Linked DNA regions of Mus musculus: region 2 is linked to region 1. The links are chromatin loops, found by intact Hi-C in ENCODE. Cell type or tissue: heart. All regions are shown on one strand. Region 1 overlaps 9330102E08Rik (RIKEN cDNA 9330102E08 gene). Region 2 overlaps Tspan9 (tetraspanin 9).

Evidence for each region. A loop is a pair of places that touch in the nucleus more often than their neighbours do. Peaks named below come from ENCODE experiments on the same cell type or tissue, not always from the same donor. Only the 100,000 strongest peaks of a DNase experiment are listed, where the experiment ranks them.
Region 2: a loop joins it to region 1, with 7 times the contacts of the local background. A loop is called at or near these places in 2 of 42 quality-filtered maps.

The regions. Positions count from the first base shown.
Region 1 is chr6:128,165,224-128,173,223 of GRCm38, forward strand. It overlaps 9330102E08Rik (RIKEN cDNA 9330102E08 gene), which reads right to left. Exons shown (of 3, transcript NR_077223.1): 3 at 4,477-7,089. Among named protein-coding and RNA genes, the nearest start is that of 9330102E08Rik, 15 kb to the right of the region's middle. In heart, a CTCF peak has its summit at 4,076 (motif pointing left); a DNase peak (open chromatin) is centred at 3,768.
Region 2 is chr6:127,967,090-127,975,089 of GRCm38, forward strand. Tspan9 (tetraspanin 9) reads right to left here. Exons shown (of 7, transcript NM_001379136.1): 2 at 1-183. Among named protein-coding and RNA genes, the nearest start is that of Gm15870, 26 kb to the left of the region's middle. In heart, a CTCF peak has its summit at 3,226 (motif pointing right); a DNase peak (open chromatin) is centred at 3,222; H3K27ac peaks cover 1,523 bases.

The DNA of each region.
Region 1 (8,000 bases):
CAAAGACTTAAAGAATGAGTAGCAGCTTTGTATTCCCAGAAAGCTCCTGAAGTACGCACCAGCTGACCCAGAACCATCCTTCCTCGCCCTGAAAACTGTTCCTCTCCACCTGTGCAAGTGATCTTGCACATCATTCCAGTTAACAAGACCTGGAACTGACCTCCAGCCAGGGGCGGCTCCTCCATTCCCTCCAGTGTACACCTCCTACCCGCAACCCACCCCCCTCCCTTTTCCCAAGTAACAGCAGGACTCAGATTAGCTAAGGAAGGCTTAGAGCAATGGTGTTTATTCTGAATTTCCAGTGGTGAGGTGTGTGTGTGTGTGTGTGTGTGTGTCTGTCCCTGAACACATGTGCATGCGACCATGCTCCTAAGTATGGAGGCAGACTCAAGACTCTATGCCAACACTTCTCAGCAAGAGAAATTATTGGGAGGTCTGCCTTGATTTTATTTCTCTTCTGTATGACTCCTCCAATTAGAATGCAGTCTTCTTGCCTGCAAGGCTTTGGTGTTCTTCACAGCCATGTCTCAAGGAACTGGAACAGAGCCAGACACTTCCTGTGTGCTCAGAAACGATTTGTGGGATGCTCAAGGCCTGGTGCTTTGAATATTAGGTTGATGTTACAGCTCTGCTGTCAACAGGGGTGGGTGCCTTGTGCCTGTGTCTCCCTCACAAGAGGAGCAACTGTGGCCACAGGCAGAAGTGGGGGGTCTTCCTTGCTCCCTACCACAAGTTATCTCAATGCCACTTCCAACTCTGACGTAGCTGTAGGATTCTGCAGAGCCCAAACCAGAATGTTCCTCATGCAAGGCCAAGGAAGGACATAAAATCAGAGGAGGAGACACAGCAGAGGGCTGACCAACAAAATCCAGAGGCCTCCAAAGCCATGGGGGGAATGTGATGAGTTGCCAAACCAGAGAACTTAGAAGCAAATATCAAAGCCAGGGAGCACAGCCAGGAATCCCAGACCAGAGATGAAGAGAAAGAGCAAGTGGGCAGATCACAGCTGGGAGGGGCGAGGCTTGCTTTAATGTGCCTCCAGAGCCAAGCTGGGGTGGGCGACTCAAGGTTACAGGGGCTATGGTAGGGCTGTACAGAATGGAATTTTCTGGGCTCTTTGTTTCTTAGAACAGAACCTGAGGAGGAGGCACATAGCTTGCTTAAGGCCTGGCTTCCACATTCTGACTAACACAATCATACTATTGCCTGTGTTAGGACAGTGAGGACCTGGGTACCCACTTCCCCTAAGAGCTGGCATATACCACCACTCCTAGTGTCCACTTCAGGATTCAGGGCTAGATTTCAAGAAAGGAATTGGAAGAAGTCAGCAAAGTTGTCACCAAAGAGGAAAGACTCCCAAAAAGTCCCAGGCTGTCCTCTGAGGAGGGAGGACTGCAGAGAGAAGCAGATCCCTTTGATACCAAGAAAACATTTACAGGGTCACAAGACGCTCAGCAGACTCGGGCTAAGCATCTGATGACTCCTGATTACTTCTAAAACGGGCTTGCGAGCCCGCCAGCTGGCAAACACATTTCCCTCCAATCCCCTTCTGCTGTTCATTTCTCTTTACTCTCCACGGCCTCCTGTGCCCCACATCACCCCTACAACAGCAGAACTACTTTACGAAAGGTGATTGCTGTACAAAAAAAAAAAAAAAAAAAAAAGAAGGAAAAAAAAGAAAAAAGAAAAAAATAAAGAAGAGCTTTCTTCTTTATTTTCCAAGTCTTGGGGTTGGAACCCAGGGCCTCACATGTTTGACAGTCTCCCACTGATCTACCCTTTGCCCCAAAACTGTTTCCTTATAGTTTTCTAGTTCCAGGCATCTGCGCTCTCCTGAGGTGAGCTCTCATATCCAGCATCAGGCAAACCCTGAACCTTCCTGGCCTGCCATCCCCCCACCCCCTCCCCTCTCCCCCTCCCCGTCCCCTGTATTAATGAGCTCTGGCTGAGGAACCAGGTCAGTGGGAGGAGAAAGGGTTCAGCTCACTCACCAGGTGGGTTAGCTACTGATTTCTCTGCGCCTCCATGTCTTCGCCCATGAAACACTGTAGTGTATTTTCATGCAGCTGTGGATGTCAAGCAAGAAAGTGTATCTGGAAGTGCTTTGTAACTGAAGAGCGCCTCCAAGTCAGGAAGAGCCTTGTGTGGTGGGTAGCACAAGCCTGATACCAGCGCTCAGCAAGATGCTGAGGGCTAGGCTCTCCTGGGCTACCCAAGGCCCTGCTTCAAGAAGCAAAGCACTACTGTCATTATGACTGCCACTTCTCATGCCTTACTGTATGCCTTCACATTTGTTACTGGGTTAGAATTGTTTGGTTTCTAATTTTAAAAAATAATCTAAAATATAAATGATTGAAATAACACTTTTCTTTATCATATGGAATCTATCCAGAGCTATGATAAGACTATGGTATCGAGGATCCAAGATCCTTTTATCTTCTTGCTTTAACCATGGGGAGCACCCATTCCTAACATTATTTTAGTCCAAAATAGATACACGAAATCCAGCCAAGGATTGGAGAGATCAGAGACTAAGGATGATTGACACAGAGCTTGAGAACTTGAGTTTGATCCCCAGAACCCACATAGATGGAGAGAACCCACTTCTACAAATTGTCCTCTGGCTTCCACACATCCAGTGAGGTGTGTCGATGCACAAACACAAGTCTAAAACAACTAAAACCAGTCATTATAGAACATTCCAGTCAGCTTCTTAGAATGAATAAAGATGACGCCCTCTTCTTTGCAGGTCACCCCTGAAAATTCTGCTTCTGCTTACTGGCCTTCACTAGCCAAATGTTGTCACCTTTAAGTACAAGAAAGGATGGGAGATGTGGTGTTATTCTGAGTGACCATGTGTCTATCAAAACAGAGAGGTTTGGTCCTATTATTTGAAAAGGAGACAGGGGTCTGTATCATAACTGGTCACTTCGCCATGGTCATCCTCATCTCCCTGTGAAGAGCAGCAGCTGACCTCCCCTAGCCCCAAAACCTTTCCATTACCACTGACAGCAAATCACACTCCTGCTTCTCCAACTCTTCCTTCCCTATACACACCATGTCTCAGCACAGGGCTGACCACAGCTTCTCTTCTCAGCCCCAACTCTCCTCTCAGTCATGTCCCCAACTCCCAACCCAAATAAGAATATGCTGTCCTTCCAGAGTCTGGTACAGGGAGGAAGGTGTCCACTGAGGGCAGGCGCAGTCATCCAGGCAAGGCCTCCCCAAACCCTGCTCAGGAGCGGGAGTGGGAGATGCAGCAGGTACAGGCGGGGCTTCTGCATCAGACCTCTCTGAACTCCAGACTAGTTCAGTTTAGCAGAGTAGAGCAGTTGACATGAGTAAGATGCTCAGTAGCATTGTGGAATAAATGAGTGCTCCTGACATTTCAGCATGATGCAATGGGACATCTTGGGCCCCAAAGAAAGAAAAAGACAAAAGCTATGAAGATGGGAAGGGAAGTACTGGCCAGAATTCAAGGTGGTTATGTTCAACATATATACATGTATAAAATTGTCAAAGATAAATTATTTGTAGAGAGGAGATTACTGCTAATAAATGTCTAGAAATTGGGCTTCTTGATCCTTGGGAGAACCAGAGCCTTATATTGGGCACAGGACTTAAAGAAGTACACACTCTTTTAATGTCATCCAACTCCTATTAATGTGGATGCCAGCCTCAGACACCAGTGCTTTCCCATGGAGGAAGGGCCCCCTGCAAGGATGGAATGTACCAGAGAGCAGACAGAGTGTCCTAGTGCCCGGGGAGTGTAGCTGTTGGGTGTGACCTACTAGAGTGGCACATGAGCTTATCAGTCATGCCATTGTGATTTCTGACCATAAGCTTGTCCTGGGCAGCTTGCTGATCAGTAAGCCATTTTACTTCTGTGTCAAGTGCTAAATTTGTGCTCCTGAGTTGCTAAGTAAGGTTCATACTCTTACTGCAGGCCCTGCCTGAATCCATTGCCCCCACTCCTCCTCCTCAGACCTAATACAATGATTTCTGAGTCCTTTTCTTCGATTAAGTACACAGGGTTGTGCACTCAGAAACTGAACAAGGAGCCCCCTGCTGGAGACTCGGCAGAGAGATGACCAAAGATTTGCAGGGCCTGGGTAGTTTCTAATGCACTTATTCTTGGATAAAACAGTGATGCTGGCTGGAAGTTTGCCTCCAAGGGCTTTCCAGTAGGTGCTTTAACTGGCAGGTACTCTGTAGTGTTTGAGGAATGTTGGCCATATCCTGTACTCTTAGTCAGTAGCACTGTAAAGTGTTAGCAGAGGACCTTTAGCGCTGGCCTGTTGCTGTTCCCATGGTTCAGCGAGCCTTACTCATGTGCACCTGCCCAGTGTGTGCCTCCCTGGTGTGCACTTGTTACTTTGTGTACCTGCTCCAGGACACGCCAGCTGCTGGTGTCTGTGATCTATTAACAAGTGTGGAATTCTATCATTCCTGTACAAAGGAATATGCACAAAGGCCTTCATGTCTGTAGCAGCCTTTACTAAAAGTGGGTAAGATGACATGGGCTTATATAGCAAAAATGCAACACTACAGCAGACATGCAAGAGCTTTAAAGAAAATAAAAAGTGTGGTCGAGTCTACTGCTCGGGCTCTGGCCCCATGGGAAAGCCATTCTCCACACTTAACAAGTAGACAAACAACAAAATGCAAAGCTTCTCTGCAGGCCGACCTCCTCTTTCCCTCAGGGTCTCCTCTTGATGCCTGAGACACCTCCATCCACTTCTTGCCTCGAGGACCTACAGTTCTCAACATGGAGTGCAGACCCCTCACCCTTCTGGCATGGTTCTGCATGATCTTCACAAACTGACACCAATGCTGGACCTCCTCAGCCCCCTCTGAGGGACCTTGATGGCTTTCCGTTCCTCTTCCCACAAACGACAGGTCACCTTCTCCTTCTTCCTCAGTCCAAAGGAAGCTCCAGGCACTCTGCTCTGTGTTGCTTGGCTTCATTGTCTGAAGCGCTTCAGAAGTTAACTATGACACAGCAAGTATACAAATGCATTACCAATCACAGCAATATAGCTGGGCTCTCTAGGCCACACTTTCTTCTTTAAAATAAACAGCGAGGCTTGTCTGGAGTCCTAACTTCTTGAAAAGCAAAGGCAAGGTTACACAGAAACCCAGAAGCTAAAGATCAGCACAGACAAGAATGCGAGACCTCTATCAGTGACACTGTCAGTTCCATGAAGATGCACTCTTCTGGACCATGTAATATGAGTTCTCATGGAGTGGGTACAAAGCAGGCATGACCAAAACTGTGGCACAAGAGGAGGTACTTATTAGTGGTCTCTTATAAAGTTAGCCACAGGTAGCCATTAGGAAATAGGAAGGACATTATTAGTTACAGAAGGCTATGGGCAGTCAGTGAGCCAGGAAGGCTAGACTCAGGTCTATGGGAAGCAGGGAGGAACAGCAGAAACAGTTCCCCTTCCTACTGGCCAAGGTAGCACTCCACCAGTATAGAGGCTCCTAAGCTGCTGTCTTCTATGGCAACTCTTTGGACAATAGGCCTCTAAGTAAGTAAAGTTACTCAGGTCAGGTCAGAGGGGAAGCTTGTGCTCAACAACACTAAGAGTCAACATCATTACCAACCTACAGCTTGTGTTCAGGGAAAGGGTTGTGTCTACCATTTTTCTATGGCCAGGAGGCTGCCTCCATGCTACCTCCAGGGGCCTGTCTGGCCCTGGACCCACACCAAGCTAGGGAGAAGGCTGGGGCTTTTTGGGAATTGCAAACAGAGGCTCCTATCTTTACAGGCAGTCCCTTGCCACTGGCTCAGAGACTTACTCCAGGCTCCTTGGTTTCCTCTCCTCTCCTTGACAGCAGATTTCCTTGTATACTACAGTCATGCAGCCAGCCTGAGGTTCAGCTGGGGCTCATTAAAGTGATCACAGTGGGGGTAGAGGGAAAAGTGTGATCAAGAACATGGATTTGTTTTCCCCAATTAGGATCAGTCAGACTCCTCTCAGGTGATCATCTAAAACATGATGGAGCTGTTGCCTATGGGATGAAAACAATTGCCCAGCCTTTGCCAAGCTTGGGTACAACTCCTAGCTCCTCAAAATGAAGAAATAACATCAATAAATATTTCTCATCTTTCAAGGGAGACCTCTTCCATGTCTTTCATAGTCTTATCTCTCCCATCTGTGGAGGCCAATTGTTGTGGGGACCTCACAACCTTACTGCATAGTTCACTAGCCTGTCCCCTCCATTCAAGTCAGTTCATGCCAATGCATGTATTTGGGAACTGGAGGATGTGCTCAGCACTGTAAAGCATTGCTCATAAATAGGGTTGATAACTTGATACCTACTTTACAGGCAGGAAACTGAGGTACAGTGCAAAATAAGTGTGTTGCCCTAAGGCTGTGCACTGAGTTAGTGTGGACTGACTCCAGAGTGCTGCTCACCTCTTCCCTGCACCACCACCTCTGCTGCCCTGCTCACGTCTGCTTTCCCACAGAATACCTCGTTCGAGCTGGGCACACACAAACCCTCCCAGGTTGGACCTTCCACCTCTGCTCCAGATTGCTTGAAGCAGTGTAACCAACAGCACCAGCCCCGGTTAGAGTGGAAGCATAGGGACCCTTGGGTGTGGATCCCCAACATCTGGTGATGTTCCTGGCTGAGTCCACTGGGCACTCGGGTGCATCCTTCTCAGCTCTGCCAGCTCATTCAGACACTTCAGTTCATTTGAAAAATGCAAGGTACAATGGGATCACTGGCACCACAGGATCAGTCAGTTCGCTCCTGGTGGTGCACTTTTGCTTCATACTTTGGGCACTTGTTTTGCTCCGTATTTTGTCACTGCAGGGCTTCCAAGTCCCTGATAACCATACTCATTTCTTTCCTCTTTCTGTCCACAGCTTTTAGATTGGGTGTTGAACTCCAGGCTGCTTGGTTAATACCTAAAAGGTGTGTGAAATCCCCAGCAAGTCTCCTGCAAGCAAGCCTCTGTTGACGATAACCTACAGGCCAGACAAAGATGTGATGGGTGAAGCCACGGACTGGGATGCCATGAGTGAAGCTCTCCATCAGACTGCTCCTTGTGTATTACTAAGCAGGTTCTTCACCCTGTGAATTAATGTGAACATAGGCTTTCAGGTAGGGGATCAATGGATATGATTTGAGTAATAGCCACTCTCATTGTAAGCCCTGAAGCTAGGACCACCTAACCAAAGCTCCTGCTGGTTCTCAAATAAACCAGGGAAGCCTAGTGGGTTCTTTCTAGGCTTGTTGGATTCTGTTCCTCTCTTGCTCTTTCCCAGGGAGGACATCAGTTGGCCTGAGGCTGGCTCCAAAGAGACTACCACACAACAGCTCTGCCTATAGCATCCAGGAACACAATACTTTGGATTCCTTCACCTCCAGCCCAAGTCCAAGTCCATGGGACATCCCACAATCCAATCATTGTCAAGTAGGAAGAAAGGCGAGAGGCCAGGGACCTGGGAATAGAGCCATCCTTTGAAGCTGATGGGCACTGAACCAGGCTGTTCTGCTTCATCAGTGACATGACAGGCAGACACCAGGCAGTCCAGGAAGGTTTAGAGACTTGGGACTAGTACAACAGATGAGATGGAGCAGGCACTGAACATGAAGCTGAGGTGGAGGAGGACACCCAGGGGCTACATGTGGAACTCCCATATGCCTGAAGCTTGGTAGCAATCTCAGGGACACACACACAGTTACACAAGAGAAAGACAGACAGACAGACAGACCGACAGACACAGACATAGACAGACTCAAAAAGACAGACACACAGGCATAGATACAGGAGAGACAGAACAAGGGAAAGAAAGAATCTAAATATCAAGGGAACAGAAGCCCATGCTCAATTCCATGCAATAGAAAACGAAAAACAAAAACAAAAAGAAACCAAAAAACAAAACAAAACAAACAATTACATCAAGCCAGGGATGTGAGCAGAGCTTCACTGGCAGAGGGCTTGTTTACATGAAGATGAAGGTGTGAATTAGATCCCCAGG
Region 2 (8,000 bases), 200 kb before region 1:
CAGACACTTGTTCTCCTTGATGGCCCCCAGGCAGCCCAGGAAGCCCGTCACCATGACGATGGTGCCGATGGCGATGACGAGGTTGGCTGCGGACAGTGAGGGGAAGCTGGGGGAGAAGGTGGCGAAGTTGCCTTGGGACACAGAGAGCCAGATGCCCACTCCAAGCAGCCCACAGCCACAGAGCTGGAGAAAGAAGAAACTGGTTAGACCAGCACAGCTCTTACATTCATCTCCCAGACCACCCCACCCCATGCATGTCTCTCACCACTGACTCTGAGATACAAAATGATTATAAAAAGCCAGGCGCTGTCACAGACCCAAAGCCTATGACATGCCCCCTTGTCACTGCATGCCTCGGTCTCCCCTACAGTAAATGGGACGAGGCAGCTTCATATACCTCATGAGGTCTCTCTGAAGATCAACTTCAGTGTTCAGTGAGACGAAGGGGGAAACCAGAAAACTACACAAATGTGTGTCAGGTTACTCCTCTGGGCAGAGAGGACCCCATGCTCAGAAGGGAGGCTGGGTCTGGGTATGACTGGTTGGTCTACGGGGGAGAACCCAGGTCACTGGCTCTCAAAGCCAAAACCTCAGTGGGTGTTTCCCACTACCCTGAACAGAAGGGTCACGTAACCCCTGTTTTCTGAAGTCTGGAAAGCAAGTCCATGGGTAAAGGGATAAAAGGTGCTCATGGACTGGCTAAGGGGCAGGACATAGGAGGCCACACTGTCCTCCTGTGTTGGTGGCATCTTCATTGGCATCTTGGTGGGTGCCACCATAGAAACACACCTCTGTGTGTATCTATGCAGCTGTTTCCAGAAAGCCCTTATTGGGTCAGGAAGACCCAGCCTAAATGGGGGCAACGCCATCCCTTGGGTTAATACGCTGAGAAAGGAGTGGAGAGCGAGCGTCTCTGTGTTCCCTAAGGTAGAATGTAAACAGCTCTCTCCAAGCTCCTGCTGCCATACCTTCTCCAGCCCCATGGGCTGTCCCCTCAAACTGTGAACCACAAAAATCCCCAAAAACAAAAACAAAAACTCTCTGGAAGTTGCCTTTGTCAGGTATTTCATCAAAGCAATAAGAATTAACACACCTCACCATCCATAGAACGAGTGGGCCTGTAAACTGACCCTCTCCACCAGCGCCCCCTGAGCTATAACTAAAGCCAGCAGCACTGGCTAGGAGAACACCCCACTCACAGCTGCAAACCTCCCCGCCCGCACGGTTTGATGCTCCATTGAGCTGACACTCTCTGCTCTCCCCACTCCCACCCCAGCTCCTTGGGAGCGTGCTGAGTCTGTGGAGCCAATCCATCAGTCAGCCAATATGTATTGAGTACCGACAACACACAGTGTTCTGTGCCAGAAAAGCTACAGCCACATTAGAGACCTGCCTTCCAGGGGCCTCCATTCCAGCTGAACGGGGGCAATAAAAACGCAGCATCTACCAGGATGCAATGGCTCCAAATAATGGTTGCAAGAGTTTAGAAGAGGCCATCACTATCCTGGTCAGAGTCACCAGTTGGAGGGAGCAATCACCAAAGGATAGGTGGACATGAGGGAGGCCTGAAGTGGAAGAATTTTCCATACAGAGTGAAAAAGTAAGGACTCGAGAGTCACAGGTGTGGGCTTCTCCTCTGCTCTGCCTGCCCTGGCTTTGTGACCTCACACACTCCAGGGTGCAGATCCCTCTCCATGGAGTAATATGATGGCTCTTCTTCTTGGCTGTCAATGTGACCACATCAAAAATTAACTCAAACTCAAGAGGCTGGGTATACCTGTGAGGGATTTTTCTTTACTGAATTATTTGAAGTGGGAAGACCCGCCCTGAATCTAGATCTTTTGAGGTGAAAAGATCCACCTTAGATCTGGGCCACACCTTCTGGTGGCAGCTACATAGCTATATAAGGACATAGAAGAAGTAAGTGCTTGCTCTTTGCTTGCTTGCCCTCGCTATTGCAGGCATGCCTTCACTGCCATTAGAGCTTGTTTCTTCTGGATTCTGGTATATACGAAAAATCAGCTGAGACAGCCAGACTCGTGGACTGAACAACTACTGGATTCTTAGAGGAGATGGCTATTGTTGTAATTGTTGGACCACAGTCTGTAAACGACTCTAATAAATCCTACTTTGGCAGTGGTGGTTCACGTCTTTAATCCCAGCACTTGGGAGGCAGAAGTAGGAGGATCTTGGTGAGTTCAAGACCAGCCAGTCTACAGAGTGAGTTCCAGGACAGCCAGAGCTATGTATAATGAGGACAGCATGGGAGCAGGGAAGAAACATGCACTGCAGGGAATTCTACACTCATTAACCCCCAGGGTGAGGGGAAGGGGCATCGGCTTCTAGGATCTGCATTTCCTTCGCTCATACAGCCTACAGACTCTAACCAGGCACACGGCCATCAAATGCCAGGGCCAGGAGGAAGCAGTGACCAGCCCTGGCCAAAGTCCTGCCTAGACAGAAAGGAGATTCTCATGATCTCACACACATATGACCAATACAGGCACAGATAAATGAAATGATCGAGTGTCCATATAAAGAAGCAAGAATGCTTCCGAAAAGGATACATCAAGTTAAGAGGCCTCAAGTTAGGACCATGCCTGTCCACCAAGGAGGGACAAGCCGCTATGTGACAGCCACAGAATGACCGCAGTGGGATGTGGTAGACAGAAGATAAAAGAGGGATCGCAGCCAGGGGACAGATAGAACAGGACCTTGAAGGTAGTAGGAAGACGTGGGTGTTCTGCCTCAGGGCTGAATGTGACACGAGATAACAGATGCTTCTGACAGGCATCACAGCTGCTATTCCCCAAAGAGGCCACTGAGGACAAGAGGCAGTGAGCACAGAGCACAAGCAGGGACTCCTGCGGTGACTAGGGAAGAGCTGGTGGCCACACATCAGGTGAGTATGCAGGAGCGATGAGACATGGTTCCCATGGGACACAGGCAGTGTTCAGAGTGAGCTGGGTTTGAGGACTGAAGAGAATCCTGATAAATGGGAAAACAGAATGGCCCAGACTACACACACACACAAACACACACACACACACACACTATTTCTAAGACATAGAGCTTTTTGAAGAGCTGACGGGGACCAGAAGCACATAATGGCTTCTGCACCAGAGTGACCTCAATGAGACCATGTTGAGGATCAGAGGGAGACACTATCACCTCAAAACCTTGCAGCAGGAATGGGCGTGCGTGAATGCCTTCTGTGACCACTAGGTGGCGCTCCAGTCTGGTTCAGAAGAGTGTTGGGTTGGCCCGTGATGCCCTAAACTTGCATCCAGCCTGTCACCCAGTCTTTCTTCAATCTGAGCTGCCGTCTCAATTTTTCTTTCATTAATCATACCCTGGAAATTTCATGATTTTGAACCAAAGATTTATGGCTCTATAAATCGGACCCTAGAATGAGTAACTGAATACCCTCCAGGGCAGGTATTCGTTTGGGATGGAGGAGCCTGGCCTGGGGACTCCTGGGGCTGTAAGATGCCCCACCATCCTGCTGCTGATGCTGGCCTCCAGGGCACCTATAGGGCAGAGTCTTCTCCATCCCGCTCATCAGAAACAGGTCTGCTGGGTCCCCTCTATTCTTGGGGAGCTCCTGTGGTGACCCTGAGAATGTCCATGGGAAACTTCAGCAGTTCAGAGCCCCCCCCCCCCCCCCCCGCCCAGGGCCATGTTTCTCCCAATTGGTTCTCTGACTTCACACCCCATGACATTCAACACGGTCTTTAGGCTTTGCAGGCATTGGCTTTGGAGCCTGAATCCCCACACTCAGGTCTCATCTTACTTCCCACCTGAGGTACTGAGGGCTGAGATCCAGGCAGTCCCAGCATAAGAAGGGGAGCCAGACTCCTGGACAGTCTCCTTCCAAAGCCCCCAGATCCATTCCCATCCCCACTGGGCCCCCTTTAGCTCTCTCGGGCAACCTGCTGTGCCACAGGCATGCATAATGTGACCCATGTCCTTGGGGTTGGGGAGCGGAGGTCTCCTGTTGACATAAACGTTCTACTGCGTGACCCAGCCCCACCTGAGGCTCCAGGCAAGAAGAAAACAAAGAGTGGGACTTCGGTTTCCTAGGGAGACCTGAAAGACACTGCCAGGCTGGGATGAAAGCCCACTCTGTAGCTTCAGGTGCTACTCCTTCTCTGTCTGCTACTCCCTAGGAGACCTGCCTGCCAGTAATAGACACCCAGACATCCTGCCCCCAGCCACACTAGACCTGTCTGTCTCTCCTGGACCTGCTTTTCAGTTTACCCTATAGAAAGCTGCTGGAGCCCTTTTTCAAAAGGTCTCCGTCCTCACGTAGGTCTTGTGTAGTTCCCCGAGGCCAGATCCTCTTTAAACTGTGGTTTGGATTGGACCTCTGATCTGTTCACTTCTAACCCAGGCCAAGCCAAGCTTCAGGAATGCTGCCTCTGCCCCCTAGACCCGTGGATCTCAGAGAGGAGAGTTCCTGCTTGCTGGGGACACCTGGAGACACCTCCATTGTCACAACTGAAGTGGGAGAGCAGAGGGAAAATGCTTTTGGCATGTAGAACACAGAGGCCAAGGGACACTGTTGAACAAGCTACAGTGCTCAAAATAAATTACCACAGAGAACTATTTAGCTCCTGATACCAAAGAGGCTGAAAACCCTGTCTTGAGCCCCCCTGCAGGCCAGGTGCCCCTTAATTCCTTAAGAACACTGCTGCTAGGGAGAGCACTCCCATTCTCCCTGGTGCCCCTGAAAAGGATGGTAAGATGGCACAGCCTCTCTGGGAGACTTCAGGCTAGGTCTGGCCAGAGCTCACATCTAGTAGACGGCTGTGGGCAAGAGAGAGGAGGTGACCTCTGACACAGGTTTACTGTGGGGTTGAGGAACAAGGCCTGCCCTGGGCAGTTGGGACATGAAGACAGGAAACCAGCTCTAAATTCTGAATACCGGGGCCAGGGTGAGGCAGGAGGAGGGCAGGAACCACCCCTATTCCCATGGTGGGGACCATTCAGGAAGCATAAGGCCATGGCAGCTCAGCCAAAGCTGGATGCCAGAGAGCTTAGTAGGTGGCATTCGAGAAAATTCCCTTCTAAAACCAGAGGGTTGTCTCAGCCGAGATGACCATAGAACCGGAGACTGGAGAATCTGGGGTGAGGCAGAGTGACTCAGGAGTATCAGGATTCAGCCAGTATAAGCACCAACCAAGTGGGGTCTTCAGTTCCTTCACGTTGTCCAGTCCTGGTTGGAACCTGTCTCTAAGCAAGGGCAAGCTAAGGTGGCTCCTAAGCTAGAAGCTTCCTCTGTTAGCTCACTCAACCAAGGGCCTTTCAAAAGTTTCATTTAGAAACCGACATGCGAACTTGATAAGACAAACCCCTAACCTAATGTCTGCACCCAGCCCATCAAGGCTGGGACGTTGGTCTGCCCTGTTCACGATACGTCTTCGTGGTCGAGAATGGCACCCCAGCCTTGTCCATGCACTGCAGCCATCTGGACCTTGTCCTAGGCCTGCAAAAGGAAAGGTGCAGGCTCCCTAGACGACACGAGTCTATCAGCCTGTCTCAGGCTTCTTCGTCTCCAAGGAACTTACCCAGCACATGCCTAGCAGGTAAACGGAGGCCCCCAAAGTAATGTGGACAGGCCAAGCTAGCCCTGCAACCAAACTCCCCTCACTGCTAGCCACATACTAACCGCCCACATCTCATCTTCAGGTTGGCTATACTGACTGACTGGTCAAGTTAACGCATATTTCTGCCCCCAGGTAGGACATCCACACAGGCACCCATTTCTCCAGGGCCACGGCTGCTCCAAATTCACCCATGTCTGGGTACTCTATCCCCATCTAGTCAGACTCCATATCACCTCCACCCACCCAGCCCTTCACAAGGGGAAAGATGGGCCCTCCCAGAGTGGACTGATCCAGGGCGTGGTCATGAGTTCATGCTAGCCCCCTCCCAAGGCTTCTGTCGTAAAAAAAAAAAAAAAAAAAAAAAAAAACAGCTCCTTTTGAGGATCAGACTCGTGCTCTTCCATTGTCCTTCCACCACCGGACCCAGAAAATACTTGGAACACTGAATGTTTCTTCAGCGACTGGTGGGTAGGTGGGTGGGTAGGGGGTTGAGTGGGTGGGCGAGCTCAGGAACGGGGGCACATGCACATCCACATTCCCACTCAAGAAAGAAGCTCCCTCTAAACCCTGGCCTCTCCACTCCTGGAAGCCCCAGTACCCCGTCAGGAACTCCTAACATGGTGTTCCCAGCCTAGCACACAGCCCTGCACACCACTGGCCTTTTCAGCCTCACTACCTCCTATACCTGAAGAGAGCTGCTGCAGACATGGTCTCTGAGTGTAGATTCCAGCAGCAGCGCTACACCATCCCCGGGCCTCTGAAACCCCTCTTGGACAGCAGGAGACATGGGAACACGAGGGCTCCCAGTGCCCAAGACATAATGGCAGTTAATAAATTAGCAGATAAGGCAAAAAAGAGAGACAATCCTGACAATTTTAATTGCACCACCTGACACACTGGCTCCTTTTAAGAGCCCTGCCTGGCCCTGAAAGAGGACAACCTGCTAAGAACTTTGCAGTGGGGAGCAGAGAGGATTCGCTCCACTCACCAGGGTGGGAGAGGGGCTACTACTTTGTATTGCAAGCGGCCCTCTTTCTCTGCAGCTCATTCATTCTCATAGCCATAAAGAGAGGCAGACGGGCTGCTGGCTGGTGAGGAGGGGAGCCGGGGAGCACGTTTCCAACTCCATACCCATGGAAAAGAAAGGACAAAGGCAGAGTCTTCTGCCAAAGTCACCCAGCCAGCAGGAGGATGGTGGCTGCAGAGATTTGCTAGGGCCAGAGGGGAGGCAGCCATGAAGCGCCCCCCTACATCTGATCTGAGCATTTGCCTGCAGTCTGCATTCCAGTTCCCTCCATATAACTCCAGGGAAGGAGTCTATTAACTGTAGATCCCACTTCCCTGTGGCTAACATGCATCAGTCCTCATTTCCGAGAGGCTCACCAGGAACGAGTGTGACAGGCCTTTAAATATTTGAGCATGTGTACTTAGCAACGCTCTCTCCCAAGTCTCCTGGCCTAGGAAAGGGCTTTTACATCCTTCACCTCTGAGTCACCCTCTGCTGCTCATCTGTCTCACAGTGAAAGTCACTCTAGCTGGAGGGAACGGGCACTGCTCCCCTCCCACCCTCGGAGCTGAGCTCTGCACTTCTCGCATGGGCACAGCCCGTTGTAAGCGCCATTGGTTTGACTGGTGGCCTCGGCAGCTTGGCTGCCTGTTGAGTGTGTGCAGAATTTCAAACTGAATAGGACCACTCCTTGGCCATTCTTCACTGGATGTTGTTCTCCTCACAAGCTCCAATTTCTTCACAGCTCCACTCCACAGTCCCCAGCTCAGGGGTGACAGGGAGATCACACCCATATTTCTAAGCCTAATTTTCCTCCAAATAAACATTGCATAAGGCACCTGCAACCTACAACCCAGTTACATTTTGATGATTCCAGCATGGGCTAGTTCTGTACAGACACTAAGAATACTGTGCTTGGTGTGTGTGTGTGTGTGTGCGGTGGCACTCGGGGCTTGCTGTCCTCTTGTCTCTGGGAGGGTCCTGGTGCCTTTGTTGGAGTATGACTCATCTGATGGGACGCTGGGGTCTGGCTTTGGCATATGGAATCAGTGCCTTGCTCTCTACATGGGGTTGGTAGGGTTCAAGGGTGAGCAGATTCAATCTGGATCTGTCCTGGGCTTCACTGAAGGGTGCAGGAAGATGCCGGTCCTAGAGAGCAAAGGGCAAGGACTGTTTGCCACCTACCCTGTGTTGTTCCAACACAGCCCTTAAAGACAGGCTCACTACCCCCAGGAGGAAAGGGCGCCTGCTCAGGGAGGCTCCCCTGATGCACACCCTTCCCAGGCCCATCAGCTTTCTCAGAAGCTAGTGTCTCTCCACCTGTTGAAATGGGCTGTAGTGTCCCATGTGGCACTAAGATGGGTGGGGGTGTCACACCTGCCCCC